2 separate regions of the Mus musculus genome follow, and region 2 is linked to region 1. The links are chromatin loops, found by intact Hi-C in ENCODE. Cell type or tissue: left cerebral cortex. All regions are shown on one strand.

What was found. A loop is a pair of places that touch in the nucleus more often than their neighbours do. Peaks named below come from ENCODE experiments on the same cell type or tissue, not always from the same donor. Only the 100,000 strongest peaks of a DNase experiment are listed, where the experiment ranks them.
Region 2: it touches region 1 in a loop (2.4-fold over the local background); 7 of 42 quality-filtered maps call a loop at or near these places.

Annotation. Positions count from the first base shown.
Region 1 is chr1:37,993,818-38,001,817 of GRCm38, reverse strand. Txndc9 (thioredoxin domain containing 9) reads left to right here and starts at 4,610. Exons shown (of 5, transcript NM_172054.4): 1 at 4,610-4,709; 2 at 5,977-6,185; 3 at 7,708-7,826. The coding sequence starts at 5,997. It overlaps Eif5b (eukaryotic translation initiation factor 5B), which reads right to left and starts at 3,808. Exons shown (of 24, transcript NM_198303.2): 1 at 3,494-3,808. The coding sequence starts at 3,528. In left cerebral cortex, a CTCF peak has its summit at 3,830; DNase peaks (open chromatin) are centred at 3,761, 4,520 and 4,807; H3K4me3 peaks cover 3,327 bases; H3K27ac peaks cover 2,240 bases.
Region 2 is chr1:37,673,741-37,681,740 of GRCm38, reverse strand. All of the region lies in intron 1 of Cracdl (capping protein inhibiting regulator of actin like), which reads left to right. Among named protein-coding and RNA genes, the nearest start is that of Gm39628, 6.8 kb to the left of the region's middle. In left cerebral cortex, CTCF peaks have their summits at 3,155 (motif pointing left) and 6,102; DNase peaks (open chromatin) are centred at 3,244, 3,988, 4,478, 7,275 and 1 more place; H3K27ac peaks cover 4,179 bases.

The DNA.
Region 1 (8,000 bases):
TATATCTAGCAGGCTTGGGAAGAGGTTGTTTGAGTCCATTAAGGTACAGAAAAGATTCATCTAAACTGAAAAATCTACAATACTTAGGTATTATTATCTTTATATAGATTTAGGGAGAAAATAAAAAGAACTAATAGTAAAAAAAGACAAAGAAAGCTGGGCGGTGGTGGCACCCGGGAAGCAGAGGCAGGCAGATTTCTGAGTTCAAGGCCAGCCTGGTCTACAGAGTGAGTTCCAGGACAGCCAGGGCTACACAGAATCCTTGTCCCCTGCATATTACCAGTGAGTGACATCCACTGTAACAACCACAGCAACAACAGGCTATCACTACAGCATTCACTGTCCCATAGACTATCGACATGCACTAGACGAGGAAGGTTACAGGGTAAACAGCAATGCCGCATCACCATTCTGTCTCTCATTCCTCAGTCAATAAAAAAACAAAACAAAACCAAAAAACCTTGTTACCACACCTTATGGGAAAGCTTCCTCTCAGAATTATACAAGCCCAAACAGAATTCCAGAATTCTAAAATACAGATAAAACAATCTATCTCAGCTACTGATATAATAAAACATATTCTAATCATGTAAAAATCGGACAAGTAAAATTAATTGAAACCCAATACTGAATGGCTAAAAAGCTAAAATAAGGATTAAGCATAAGACCGTAGACAAGAATAATCAAGTAATTTGAGTTCTTTGCAAGAGTTAAAGTGTCTCTGCCTCCTCCTTATCTACCAAGCAGCTGCCCATTTCTCACCCCCGTCCACCTGAGCGGAAGGAAGCATGCTGGCTTGATAGAGCCTGGAAGCCTGAGGGGTGATGACAGAAAACGTCTCAAGTAGGGTCTGTCGAAGGGAATGTCCCCAAATGAGACCTTTTTTTGAGACTTTCTTCCTAGCCTTCATTTCTGTCCATTTAAAAAATATTTTCTAAAATATCGTTTAAGATAAGAGTATCACTGGGCGGTGGTGGCGCACACCTTTAATCCCAGCACTTGGGAGGCAGAGGCAGGCAGATTTCTGAGTTCGAGGCCAGCCTGGTCTACAGAGTGAGTTCCAGGACAGCCAGGGCTATACAGAGAAACCCTGTCTCAAAAAACAAAACAAAGAGCCGGGCGTGGTGGCACACGCCTTTAATCCCAGCATTCGGGAGGCAGAGGCAGGCGGATTTCTGAGTTCGAGGCCAGCCTTTTCTACAAAGTGAGTTCCAGGACAGCCAGGGCTATACAGAGAAACCCTGCCTCGAAAAACCAAAAAAAAAAAAAAAAAAAAAAAAAAAAAAGAGTATCATTTAAACACACACACACAAAACAAACAAACCCAGAAAGCTGTGTGTTTGTTTCCCCAACCCTAACACCCCATATGAGGTACCGAAGTTTTTTAAAAGCCAGGCAATTTTAGTGATCAGGGCAGAGCCCCAGACTGCTTGATCCACACTGGGGAAAGGCGCCTGAGCAAGGATCTGGTAAGCACTAGACCATGCAACATAAACCTCACAGGGTGCACTGCCATCAAAGTGAGCCAAAGGGATGCACCAAGAGCCTGTTCTCAAATGGTTAGTGTGTTAGTATACCAAGAGTGGAGCTGGATCTCTTCTGTTCTAAAGATTTCCCACAGGGGAAAATCTTTTATAAACAAATCTTTACTAAAACTGCAGACAAAAATTAGTATCTTTCCTTCCAATAGCTTTTCTCCATCGTTAAAAAGTCCGAAAGGTAAGTAAAAACTAGAAACTGAGTAACAAAAATATGGATTTTTTAAATTTAAACTTGGTATAAACATGAATCAAACAGATAAACTGGAAAAAAAAAAACTTTAAAAACTCAAGGAAGCCTCCTAGTAATCTACTCCTGTAATTCCTTACAAGGTGAAGGAGAGTCAGGAGGTTCAAGGAAGCCCCTCTGGCCACACAGAGAAGCAGCCAGGCTAAGCTGTGTGAGACCCAGTTTTAACAACTCTAAAAAACGCTATCAGGGAAAACAGAAACTAGCTTTAGAGGTAAGAAAACAGTTCCTATTCCTTAGTCCAATCCAACTGTGGTTGTCTTGTTACATTTCTACAGGGCCCCAGCACAACCTTTATCTTCCAGATACACCTGACGTTTGTACACATGAAAGGCCTCAGATTTGGTTTAGACTGTCCAACAAGTGGGTATTTTAGAACTGGCCAAGTGATGATGTTTGCAGACCGGCAAAGGCAGGGTAGGGTGATGATTTAACACAGAAACAGACAATGCAGAGTACATACATAGATAGATGACTGATAGAACTCAAAATTCTTCTCAGAAAAATATAAATAAATAAAATGTTACTCACGTATGCCAATGTCCTACCAAAGGTTCAGGAATATCTGCTTACCTCTTTTTATTCTCCTGATTTGACTAACAGTAACTTTCAGGCCACTCTTTGAGAAGCCCTACCCCCATTCTAGAGGAAGTTCTCAGCTTCCCTGCTCTACAGAACCCTCCTCTGTTGTCCCTCTTAATGCTCACATCTAAATCTGTAATAAACCCTGTTCCTCATAAACACTAACTCTGCCACAAGAAACCCAGAATCTATTCCGCAGACCAGTTTACATTCTCCAACAGACCTAAAACCAAAATACAAGCCTAGTCTTTAAATTCTTCTTGCCAGATAGCCAACTGCGAGGTCCACACACTTAAGTGTTCCGACATACACTTCAACAGCTTTAACTTCAAAACCATGTCTGTGTGAGCCACAGCGATGAAGTGCCACAAGGCTTGGTTTTGTTTTCGGTTACCTGTAGTGTTTTAAATTAAGTTGAATGGCCATTACTTAAAGATGAAATGGAACAGATGGTTGCAGACGCCCAGGAAGTCAACTCAACTGAAAAGGGTAAAAGAACTTAATCGAACGTGGCACAGGCATGCTCCCCAAATCTCCGCCTAAGTAGCTCATAAACACACACTCCTTCCCCTGAAAAGGCTTTTTCTTTTAAGGTTAGAAAGCAGCGACCCTTGACTGGTTTCTTCCCCTCCTCCTTTCTTAAGGGAAGCGGTAGGAAGCCAAGACATACGCAAAAAAAAAAAAAAAAAGAGGCCGGAAAATGGAAAGCCAGAAAGCAGGACTGGGCAACCGGGACTTTAAATAACCCCAGAAGTGTTTCCAACTTGGCACACGGGAGGAGGGAGCCGCTGGGCTACCTCTCCGCAACCCCGAGCACCTCCGAAGTTCCTGAGCCGCTCTGGGAGGCGTTCCCAGGGCCAGGGGAGGCGAGGGAGCCGTTCCCGGCCCGCCCCACCCGGGCTCTCCGGGCCCGGCTCGCACTCACCTGGGCCGTAGGCCTGGCTTAGCAGCGCCCGAGCCCGGCCCCACACCGCCCGGACCCCCAAACGACCTCCGAGCCCCTCAGCCCCACGCCTCGGACCCCAGCCCGAGCCCCGGCCGCGGGACGCGCCCCGTCGAGGCTCGCCCATCCAGGGCCCCGCGCGACTCCCGGAGGACCCCCGGCCCGAGCCCCGCCGCCTACCTGTCTTCGCTCTTGTTTTTCTGTTTCTTCCCCATCGCTTGTCAACGGCGCTCGCGGCCCCGGCCCCTCGGTTCGGTGTCTCACAGACCCACTGTCTCCCGGCTGACTCCAATGCCCGCTCGGCTCGGTCCCCCTCGCGCCGCCGCCTCTCGCACCCGGCTCTCCACAGACCCGCGCACTGGGACAGGGCACATATGGTGTGAGCCCTCAGTACGCAAGCGCATCGCCCCGCCGCCTCGGCGTGGGGACGCAGGGCGCGGCTCATCGAGAGCGGCGCTTCGGCTAGAGCGTCTCCAGTAGAGCCGCCGGCCAGGTGGGAACCCAGGCGCCCCCTCGCCGCAAGTGAGCGCCGCGCACCGACGTCCGGCGGATCCCGGGTTCTAGAACCTAGAGGACGACAATGAGGCCGTTCATTTCTCACGTCGGCACCCTTCCCGGGGCTGGCTTTCGACGCAGAAGTGGGACTGAAAATTCTCCCCTGCCTACGCGGCCTCAGCTGCGGGAAGTCCATTACAGGACCACAAAGAGTCAATGATGAGCGTTCTGGGGGTGGCAGGACAAAAAATGGGATCCCTCTCAGAAACACTCATGAATTGTCAACTGTGTACATTTATTAAGGGGAAAAAGACATAAGGACACAGCAACGGGTCCCCTAATATGAATCTTCGTATGAGCAAGTTCTAAAAATTCATGTGCCTAAGAAAGTCAGGAGGGAAGATCCTGGCATGGTGAAAATTTTCTCCATGTTTCGGGGCGATGTTACTAGTGTGAGCTGTGTATAAATTATAATGTACTGTAAGCTACACTTTCGAAACTATTAAACACAACGAGAAATGAAGCCCCTCTGTCACTCAGGCTCAAGACCCGGCTCGTTTCCCGGTAGAGCCGGGACCCGCAGTCAGTGCACAAAGAACTACAATTCCCAACGTGCCTAGCGCCCATCCCTCCGGCCATTAGCCCACGTGAAGCGTAGGCTCGGAAGCCAGTAGTTCCGGGTGGCGGAGGATAGGGCTTCTCCGAGGCTTTCGTCACTCGCCACCGCCCTTTCCGCGAGTGTCTCACATTGTATCGCGAGAGGACTGTAGCCAATGAAGTGGCGGAGTTAACAGCCCCTTCTCTGCCCTTAACAATTGCTGCGAGGTTGAAACCTGTGTGAACCCGGTGGGTATTCTTGATCTGCGGCTTCCTCTCTCCGTAGGCCTCATCAATAGTCCAGGTACGGCTGAGGGTGATGTGGCCGATAGTGCCACAGCGTCCCAGTGTTGATGAAGGACACATCCTCGGCTGGGATCGAGGGAGCGGCTGGGAGGGCCTCGTCTGGGCGGCTGCGGAGGCTACGGCGCATGCGCCCCAGTTAGTGCGAAATCGGGTCCCCCCGGAACTACTCCACCAGTCTCTTGAGCTCAGGGAGTGGCGAAGAGTCTGCTGACAGGTACATGGGGTTAGGGTTTCGGTTAGGAGTTTGTAGGGGAGTACATAGGTGTCAGGGCCCCCAGTTCGTCGGTAAGAATAATACTCGATTTGGTTCAATAAATAGAAAGTTATGTCCTTACCCCCAATATAAAGGCAGTGACCACCTCCGCCTAATTCAGGGCAGCACTTTTAGTCGCGTGAAGCTCCGCATTTAAACGTAAAGGTCTCCTGTGAAATTCTCGGTGATAAACGAATACTGTGATGCAGATTCTGAGTGGCTGGTCTCGGATCCTTCTCTCTCTTCCCCGAGTTAGGGATCCTGGGAGTACAGCTTCTTTTCAGTTGTATAGTATTTATGAGAAGCTGACAGTTGGAGTTTTTAAATGACCTTATGTAGCCCAGGCCTATCGCTCCAAATATGAGGTGTGACCCTTATGCTTCTGCCCTTGAGAGCTGAGGTTGTAATCATGAGCCACCATGCCCAGGCTTATTTTGTGTGTGAGCTGATTAGTTTTAGCTGTCAACTTGATAGAATAATCTACGGTCACCTAGGAAGAAAGACTCATTGAGAAATTGGGTAGATTAGGTTGGCCAGTGGGCATGGCTCAGAGAGTAGGGATTGTCTTGGTTGCATTAATTAATCTACTCCCAGATTAATGTTGTTCTCCAGCAGATGTTGGACACAAGTAGACGTGTGTGTAATTACTTCTCTCTGCTTCAAGAGCCTGCCTTTAGTCGTAGAAGCGATGGGCTGTCACCTGGACTTGTAACGTTTATGTCAGGATATTTTTGAGGAAGTATGCCGAAAAGCAAGCTAGTGTATTTAGGGATTTCCCTGGATTCTGGAACCATAAATGAGATCTTTGATGGTTTACATCTTTATTCTGGTTTTGGCAGGTGTTGGGGCCTACATGCTGAGTTCTAAGGCCAAAATAGTGCCTCCAACATGGCATCTGTTGTGTTAACCTCTCAGGCTCTGTTACAGAGACCCTGTTTTAAAAAAAAAAAAAAAAACAACAAAGCCCCCGAAATGTAAACTTAATACTTATTTTTTATGCCCCCTCCCCCAGCACCAAGACCACTTAGAACAATGGAAGGTAATGGATCCGTCGACATGTTCTCAGAAGTCCTGGAGAACCAGTTCCTCCAGGCCGCTAAGCTGGTGGAGAATCACTTGGACTCTGAAATTCAGAAACTGGATCAGATTGGTGAAGATGAACTGGAGCTGCTCAAAGAAAAGAGGCTGGCGGCGCTCAGGAAGGCTCAGCAGCAGAAACAAGTAACCTCCCGCCCGCCCGCCTGCTCACTGAATCACTGGAGCCCAGCTCCCGACTGCACTGCAGTCATGTGACTTTCCCTCCTCACTTGCAGGATGTTCTGAATTCACATCTCCGTCAATGTTCAATACTTAACCCAGGGATGAAACATTAGGGAAGGTTTAGGCAAGATGAAGCATTTGACTGGGGCGTTGATAGTAAAAGAGAGATGAAACGTCTTCTCATAGACCAAGCTTAGGGTCCACGTATCAGAAAGAAGTATCATGGTTCTGTACGAGAAGATATTTAAGTGTTAGACTCTGCATTTTTATTAGGTTATCTTTTGTGGGGGGGCAGGACAGGAGCAGGATCTCACTGTATAGCCATGACTGGCCTAGAACTCACAGACAACACCGCTTCTGCCTACGAAGTGCTGGAGTTGAGCGCCAGCACCCCTGTTCTGTTTGTGGTTTTCATGGCCACTCAGTGACGTGGTTGGTTTGTCACACTGACTTACAAGAGAGAAGGTGAAGGCTCGGAAGGTTCATTAGAACCCTGGTCAGTTAATGCTGGGGTGGGTGTTGCCACTGCTGCCTGAGGAGGGAGAGTGAGCATCTGTTTGAGGTGTCAAGCTTTCTGCCACAGGAAAGGTAGAAGGGGCTGGAAGAGTTCCCAGGATTGTGGGTAATGGCCCTTCCTCAGCCTGGGAAGCTGAACGTTTCCTTGTGAGGCTTTTCCTTGGCTCTGGACCCCACATGGATATAATACTCTTCCTTCTGAGGACTCTGCCCACTGTTGGCTGGTGTAGAAGCCCTCCCTGTTTTGAGATGGATAGGTTCTTAAGCTCCTGAGCGGTGATGACTGCACTGTCCCCAGGATAGACGGACTTTATTTCTTGAGGTGGTTTGGTTTGTTTAGTTTTTGCTGTGGATAGGACATTGTTTCTAAGTATACCATGCTCAGTCTGTATAATGTTGCTTGTGTGTACATTTTCAAGGCTGACCGTTCGGTAGTGGATAGCCAGTTGGTGTGCTCTCCCTGGAGAACACTCTTTCTCCCACACTCAGCATCCCTTAATTGTCTGTAAGAACATTATTTTCTAAAGTGTAGAGCTCTTCCCTAGCCTGCTCTTCCTGGTTTAGTCCCTCGCATCACAAAATAAACAGAAAAACACTTTTGTAATCATTTGGATCAAACAATCCTGATTTTACTAGTTTAAAGAGCATGCATGTGAAAGTTAAATTGGTATTTTCATGTCATGTCTCTCAGACCTAAATTCTGACTGTGAAACTTAAAATGAAGCAGGTAAATCAATAAGATGCAAAACTGTCTTAATTGAACCATCATAGAGACGGTCACTCCTGCCCACAGACTAGGTCTGCACTAATTGCCACTTCGGCATAGGAAAGCCAACTGCGGATGGGAACACCTGCTATTTATAGAATTGATTCCTTTACAGAAGTACACAGTGATTGAGACATGTAAGACACTTGGTGTCACTGAAACACATTTCAGCTGGGTCTTTTTTGCTTCTCTTGAAATTAGGAGTGGCTTTCCAAAGGGCACGGGGAGTACAGAGAAATCGGCAGCGAGAGAGACTTCTTTCAAGAGGTCAAGGAGAGTGAGAAAGTGGTTTGCCATTTCTACAGAGACACCACATTCAGGTAACCTGGCTCCTGACTTCATCTCTATGGTGATGAGACATTAACGTAGACACACTGCTGACTTGGTAACTGAGAAAATTAAAAGGATAACTGCCATGTTCCTGCGTGGTGATGTGCTCACAGGTGCTTTCATTATTGTAGAGATTTAACTAACAAGCCAGCAATGTGCAAGTA
Region 2 (8,000 bases), 320 kb after region 1:
TCATTGGCTTTCTTGGGCGTGTAGATCATTTACCTTAAAACTTGGAAGTATTCAGCTCCGAATTCTTCAGCTCTTCTTTCTGCACCTTTGGGTCTCCTCTTGAGCTTCTCATGTGCACACACTGGACTTCTTGTGTGCATGCGTTGGATACTTAATGGTGTTCCACATGCCTTTGAGTCTTTGCTCATTTTTCCCACTATCTTTTCTGATCCTGAGATTGGTTAGTATTATTTCACATGGCTCGACAAGTTCTTCCACCTGAGGGTTCACCCTTACTATTGAACTCCTTTAGTGACGTTGACATTTCAGAGGCCAGGCATGGTGGCACAGTTTTATAATCCCAGCTCTTAGGAGGCAGGAATATCAGGAGTTCAAGGTTACCCTTGGCTACTTCTGGGGTTGTCTCTTATCAAAATCGTATGAAATGAGAGAAGTTGAGCAGTTATTTTTATCTGGTTGGTCTATAGGCATGTCTGTGAGAGATCATCTTGATTGGTAATCCATGGGTCTCTGGGATGTGTGCATCAGCAGAGGACAGCTTGTTGAAAGTGGTTCTTTCTGTCTACCATGTGGGTTTTTGGGATAAAATTTTGGTCATCAGGCTTGGAGGCATCTGCTTTCCTCACTGAGACACCTTACCTGTTATACTTTGTATATATTTTTGTATTATCTGTTTGTTGAGATGTCATTTGCCTATTTTCCCTTATATATATACTTTCTTATATCTTTGAACATACTTTAAATGGTTCATCTGTGTTCTTAATCTAGTAAATATAACATCTGCACTTCATGTGTATGGACCCTATTTTGTTTCTTTTGGTGTCCTATAATCTTTAGTTGAAATCTTTATATATATATAAACACAACAACTTGGAATATCCTCTTTGGAGTTTTTTGTTGCTTTTTGTTATATTTTTTTGTTTTTTTTTTTTTTGTTTTTTTGCTTGTTTGTTTGTTTGTTTGTTTGAGACAGTGTAGCCCTGTGTAGCCCTGGCTGTCCTGGAACTCACTTTGTAGACCAGGCTGGCCTCGAACTCAGAAATCCGCCTGCCTCTGCCTCCCGAGTGCTGGGATTAAAGGCGTGCGCCACCACTGCCCGGCTGCTTTTTGTTATTGATTATTGACTTTGTGAGCCAAGTCTATATGGCTTGTGTTTTTGTCATGTATGGATGCTAAAAACTTTTATATGGCTCACTTAGTAGCCAATCAGGTAATGATTAGATGGACATTTTGGAAACACTCAGGACCAGCGTTTGGTGAGCACCTCCGTGTGTACCTGTTAGAACGTTCCTTTCAGCACTTGGCCAGGCCATCCACACCTGTGACTCCCCATTTTCTGTTTCTGCAAAGCATTGAGGTTAACCAGAGGTGAGTGATCTGGTCAGCTCAGGTCTGACTGTGTGCTCAGGCCTGCATGTGGCCTTAGAGATGAGAGGTCTGGTCAGCTCAGGTCTGACTGTGTGCTCAGGCCTGCATGCTGCCTTAGAGATGAGGGGTCTGGTCAGCTCAGGTCTGACTGTGTGCTCAGGCCTGCATGTGGCCTTAGAGATGAGAGGTCTGGTCAGCTCAGGTTTGACTGTGTGCTCAGGCCTGCATGCTGCTTTAGAGATGAGAGGTCTGGTCAGCTCAGGTCTGACTGTGTGCTCAGGCCTGCATGCTGCCTTAGAGATGAGAGGTCTGACTGTGTGCTCAGGTCTGCATGCTGCATTAGAGATGAGAGATCTGGTCAGCTCAGGTCTGACTGTGTGCTCAGGCCTGCATGGATCGTAGAGATGAGAGGTCTGGTCAGCTCAGGTCTGACTGTGTGTTCGGCCTGCATGCTGCCTTCTGGGTTCCCAGGAACCTGCCAAATGTCCCTTTAGCAAAGCTTGGTAGCTAAGTCTCCTGTTCCCGCAGCAGTGACCATCTGCCTTAGGCGTCTGTGAAGTACTATTTGGCTGTAATTGACTCTAACAAACACCTTATTTGGGAGGTGAGATGTTTTTCACATTGGATAAGCACCTTCCTAAATTACAGTGGGTTTCCCCTTTCTAAAGTGAGGGAATTAATACATCTTCAGCATCATCAGCATCATCGCCACCACCACCACCAGCAGCAGCAGCATCATCGCCACCTGCAGCAGCAGCTTCATCATCATGGGATGGAACTTTAAAGAAGCCTCAACCTGCCGAGCAGTTGGTAGCGCACGCCTTTAATCCTAGCACTTGGGAGGCGGAGGCAGGCATGGGGTGGGGAGGTCCTTATTCCAACATTTTCTGAATGTTGATTAATTAATTTGATCACTAACAGTGTCTTGACTCCCACGGACTGTTAGCTAAGCCAGCTCAGTTTGGTCACATGTTCACTCTGTCCCGAGGCATGTTATATACATCCTGTCACAGTGAGCTCTATTGCTTCAAGAAGTCGGGGGCTGACTGCCAGGTGAGAGCCCAGCTTCACCATCTTGCTGTTCTCAGCATCTAACGTTCCTCTCACCCGTGTTGCTTGCTCTTCCTTACACAGTTTGTGCTGGGCTTATGCACCTAATTTTTATCATACTTCACCGGACATATCTTTGCAGTAATTCCATCATTCCAGATTGTAAACATTCTCGCTGTTGAAAGCACTATCACACTTCTTAGGTATGATTTATTTCTGCCAAGAATGTTAGATAGTTACTCTGTATTAATCTCCATTAAAAAGGGGGGGGGGGAGGAAAATGCAGTTGCTTTTCCCACCATGCCTTCCCCAGTGGCGTGAAGTTCGAGGAGCGACTTCTGAGTCGGTCTTCCTTTAGGGTGTTGATCTTAAGCCTGGAGTTCAAAGGTCATGTTTGCTATCCAAGTTGAGTGCCAGCTGCACCCTTCCCTGTTGATGAAAGTGATTTCAGCCATGGGTTTCTGTCATTGCTTTGACTGGATGTCTGTGTGGGTTGTAGCTTGTGTACTTGAACTTGACTACTCGGTTGTCATTTGTTTCAAGGTTTGCGGCAGGAAGCCCAAGATCGTAGTCTGTCATCTTGACCTCTGAACCATTTGGGTGATGTTTGATGCTGGGGACTTTGGTGCTCATCCTGGCTGTCTCTGGAACTCAGGGCCTCTCATCCCTGGTAGGAAAGACCAGTTTATCTGGCAGGAGGTTCTAGCCTTCCCTCCCTCTGCTGCCCTCTGCTGGCCATGCTGGGCGACAGGACACCTGTAATTCTGTCTTTCCCCAGCACAGGCTGCTTCCCAGGCTCAAACCATCTCATGTGGGTGGCACTATTTCTGAATCCCAGTGAGTGAAGACGGACAGCCAGAGCAGGCTTGCCTGGAGGTGGTGTGGGTGGGTCTCCATGTGCTGCATTTTGAGAGCTGCCAAAAATACCAGTGAGCAATAATCCCTTCCATTAGCTCCTTTGTGCATGACATCATCTCTTTGGGTCTGGAACAACAGTCTGTGTGACAGACCTTGTCCTCTTCTTGTGACAGCTGAAGGACTTACTAGGGAGGGGACCCCAAGGCTACAGGGAAGACAGCAAGGTGGAATTCCTTTGGCACTCTTCAGACCTGAGTGTACCATTCTGTGGTGCAAGGTTACTGCACCTGGCTGATTGTACCGGTCGCACTTTGTATTAGTTTTGGAGCTGGTGGGAGCAACCCGCTGCTGTGCCTTGTTGTACTTTTGTGGTGTGCAGAGGCCCTGGCTGGGACCAGTGGGTGCCAGGGAAGACACAACTCACAACCTTCAGTCTTGTATGAGCCCCAGCAGTGACTGCCATTCAGAGGTTATTTCGGCTAGTGCTGGGCACACAGTGGGTAGCACCTGAGTCCTGGGAGGTGGATGCAAAGAGGAGTACCAATGGATCCTTAGCCATTAGTCCAACCCATCAAACCCCAATCCTCCTGCCTCTCTGGCACTCTCTTTGGGTAGCATTGAATCTTCTCCTGTTTTGGTCCCTCTGGATCTGGTGACTTACCCGACTCTGGACCACTGGTGATTCATTCGGAGTGTCTCATCCTCCCCACATGAGGCAAAGGCTCACTGTCCCAAACGCCCTCCACAGCTCTCTGTCAGTCTAGCTGCCACTGAGTCTGTCTTCCCTTGTCATCTCACTCAGAGGCCATGAGTCTGAGATTTCCTTTCTCACTGGAGAGCACGAGGCCCTCAGAACCACGGGATCCATAGAGGGGTGGCCCAGGGCTGAGAGTTTGCCCATCTTCCGGGTTACTGGGCTAGTTAGATGGGATTTAAAAGCACGGACAGTGCCTCTGCCACTCGGAACTCTACAACACATAGCTCTTCATTGGCTGGCACCCACCTTACAGTTCACCACCATCCACCCTGGATGCAGCCTCACTAGAAGTATACCAGCCCCGTTTGTCCCAGAGATGCAAAAGCTGAGCCAGAGAAAGTACATCCAGACAGCCTCAGGGACTTCAGATGCTCTTGACGTCACTCAGCCACTGCTGCTGCTGCATGCTCATGAAATTGGTTGGGACTTTTTTTCCTTTCCTGCAGATAAGCCTTGCAAAGGGTGGTTGGCATTTAAGAACAGATTTTCATGGTCCCCACAACTGAAGCCCCTGGTAGCTGACTTCAGGAGAAGCTGCGGCTGCATACAGAGCCTCTGGGTGTGTGGGTTTCCTTTTCTCTGCAGGCATCCTGCCAGGCCCAAGAGATAAATCCTTCCAACAGTTCCAGAAAGCCCTCAGTCTCACTCTCCTTGGTCTGAAACCAACCACAGGTCACCAAGGAGACGCAACAGCATTGACTGGATCGATCATCTCAAGCCTGAGCCATCGGCTCCCATCTCAGGCTACACCGTGTATTAAGAGTGCGGCTTTGGCAGATTCTTATGGAATCTGGGCTCTCAACATAGTTTCCAGTTCTGTTCAAAGCATGGTCCCCTCTGTCCAGCGGTGCCTAGGAGTAGGACTCCTTTTGAGTAGAGAGAAACCTAATCAATCATTAATCCATTACCCATGGGTCCTCATTTCTAGGTGCTGCCTACTGTGTGCTGAATAGGGGCTGAAATTCCACCTCAGCTGGCCTTACTTGACCTCCAGTGGCTCACAGGGAAAGCATTGTGTGTGGGAGCAGAAGCCTTGGACATCGAACTGAGCCTGCCTCAACCTGGTCCACTTGTGACTTGGATCCATCGCCCTTACTGTCCCCTTTCTGGGTTGGAAAGCATCCCGCCCTTCCCTGCAGACTCTAGGTTCTGTGTGAAGAGCAGCGCTTCCAGGGAAACCCAAAGCCTGCACTGTAAGAAGCAACTCTCAGAATGGACTGGGTCAATTCTGAGGGCCTCCTATCTCTTCTCCAGAGGTAGTGCTCCCTGATTCCCACCAGACAGATTCCTGCTGGACACGGCGGGCTTCCGAGCCTGCATGAGGCATGCACTGAATTCGCAGCAGCAGCAGTTGCTTGTCTCTCAGGTGAGCACTGCATGCTTATATTGGAGGTGCATCCCCATGGCACTAAGTTGGTAAGCATCAATTTAGGCTTACCTCATGTATCGAAGGTTACACCCAGAGGTCACAGCATACCTCACTCCACCGTGGCTGTCACCAGAAATCACGTGGGAGCTTAAATGACCTGACACCCAAGTTTCACTGTGAGCTGAGCAGTTTAAAGCCATGGTTCTCACGTTTGGTTCTCCCGAGGGTCCTGTGAGGGTTTGGATGCTGATGATGTAGAGAGGGGCTGAGGGTGTGTAGATCTCTGGCCAGCTCCCATTGGGCTGCCTTCCAGGTTTCTCTGTGTCAGGGACACTGGCTAGGGTCCCCCTTTGGAGGCCTCCTAATCTTCCCTGGTGGGTGTGTACATTGACCTGTGCCAGGTCCTTCCATTACAGACTCCAGCCCATTGGGCTGCCTGTGGGTAGAAACTGAAATTGGACTTGTGGCCTCCCATTCCTGGAGTTCTTTACTTGGTTACAGGCAGGAACCTAGTGTACCCCCATCTAACCTATCAGCCAGGAAGCCACTGGGACACCCAAGAGATCGGGGCGGGGGGATGGAAATCAGGGGTGGGGCAGGTTTTCTAAAGAGGAAAGCCCCCAGGCTGGGTTGCCTCTCTCTCAGAGCCTGAAACTCTGAAAAGGAGCTCTCATGTCTCCTTAGCACCCCTAGGGGGCAGAGTCCTTGCGGGGAGCCTCCTCTGAAGGCAGGTGATTACACAGAACCAAGTGATGTAAATGGGTACCCGTTCACATGTCCGGGCAGGGCTCCATGTGGGGCTCTCCTGGTACCCCTCTTTTCCCCTCTCTACTTGGAGCACAGAGCACAAGATGCCTGTCCAACGGTACCTGCAGCTGTTTGTAGTACTCTTGCCTCTGGCTGGAAATCTGGTAAAAATGGAGGTATAGAGGAAGAACCTTTAGGTTCTTCGCTAATGAGCTCATGCCGGAGGGCTGGGAAGCTTGCTGTGCTTCAGGAACAGGCACCCCCAAATAGAGTCCCATTGCCTATGGTACTCTGTGTACTGATGCTTCCTGTCAGTCCTACTTGCATGTGTGCATGTGTGTGTGCATATGTGTATTCGAGTGTGTGTGTGTTCATGAGTGTGTGTGTATGTGTGAGTGCATGGATGCATGTGTTTGTGTGTGCATGTGTGTGTGCATATGTGTATTCGAGTGTGTGTTCATGAGTGTGTGTGTATGTGTGAGTGCATGGATGCATGTGTTTGTGTGTGCATGTGTGTGTGTTTGTGTGTGTGTGCTCGCGCGCTCGCGTGTGCATCTTTGCATTGTGCCAGGTATGCCAGGCAAGCGCTCAGCCCCTGAGCCACACTCCCACCCTTAGTCTGCCTGGTGATGAAGGACTCTGTCACCTGGCTCAGGTGAGATGTTCCTAATGTTCAATCGAGCTTCCATTCAAGGGGAAAACACGTGTTATTTAGGAGAGTTGCAGTATGTGGTAAACTGTGTGACCATCACACTTTTGCTTACTGGAAGGGGAACGTTGAGAAGTGCCCAGTATTCTTGTTTATTTGTGGGATCCTGCCTGCCCTCCTTGGTCCCTTTCCTGTGCATCAGGCAATGGAGGAATATAGTAGTTCTCCCTAGGGAGCATTGTGCCCACTGCGGTGACGCAAGTGACCCTTGCCAGTGGAGCTGTATTTCTATCTTAGTAACTGTGCTCAACTTGGTGCTAGGGCGTACGCAGACGCCATCAAGCATATTAGTACCATCTTTGGAGACTTTTAGTCTGAGGAGCCAGCTGGACCCAAGAGACATTCAGTGCTGAGTGGCAGGGGCCATCAGCATACTGTGGCCACCCCCGCTGAAACAGTTAGGAAAGGGGGAGGCTTGCTGCCTTTTTTAGGCCTTTGCAATACAGAGGCTGGAGTGATTTGGAATTATTAGGTGTTTGCACATAATGAGCCAATGTGTCTCCATATTGCTCCATGTCCCCGCTCTCCAAATGTGATGCTTCAAAATCACAGACGAGGGAGATATTTATGTCACACCAAACCAGCCCCCGGTTCTGAATCACACGGGGGCACTTTGTCAGCGGATCTTACCAAATGAACAAGACAAAATGAACTCTTTGGAAATAATTTTTATCTTAGCTGTTTAGAAGAAAGTTTAACTTGACAAAGGCTGCTAAAACGGAGGTGCTATGTGCTAAAGCTGTGGTCAGGGGACAGGGGACAGTTGGGGGGGGGTGGCTATTCCAAAGTGAGGACCGTGAAAGAGCCATATGGAACACCACTAGTCTGTAAGCCTATTAAACATATTTTAATAAAGTTTGACCAAAAGTACCCCATATTAATAAACGATGTTGCTCTCAAGACATGGGCCATTAAAAGAAAATCTCAGTGCCAGGCAAGCCCCTACAAGTTACCAGTCTGAGAGGTTTCTGAGACACGCACAACATAGCCTGTTGCTATTGCTCTTGGCTGCCCACTGTCACTGGATGGCAAGATATTATTGCTGAATATACCATGTACTTTGGTTATAGGACACAGAGAAATCAACCTCAAAGTGACAAAGACACTCCATGCTGTCCAGCTTTCACAGTCCCAGAAAGTGC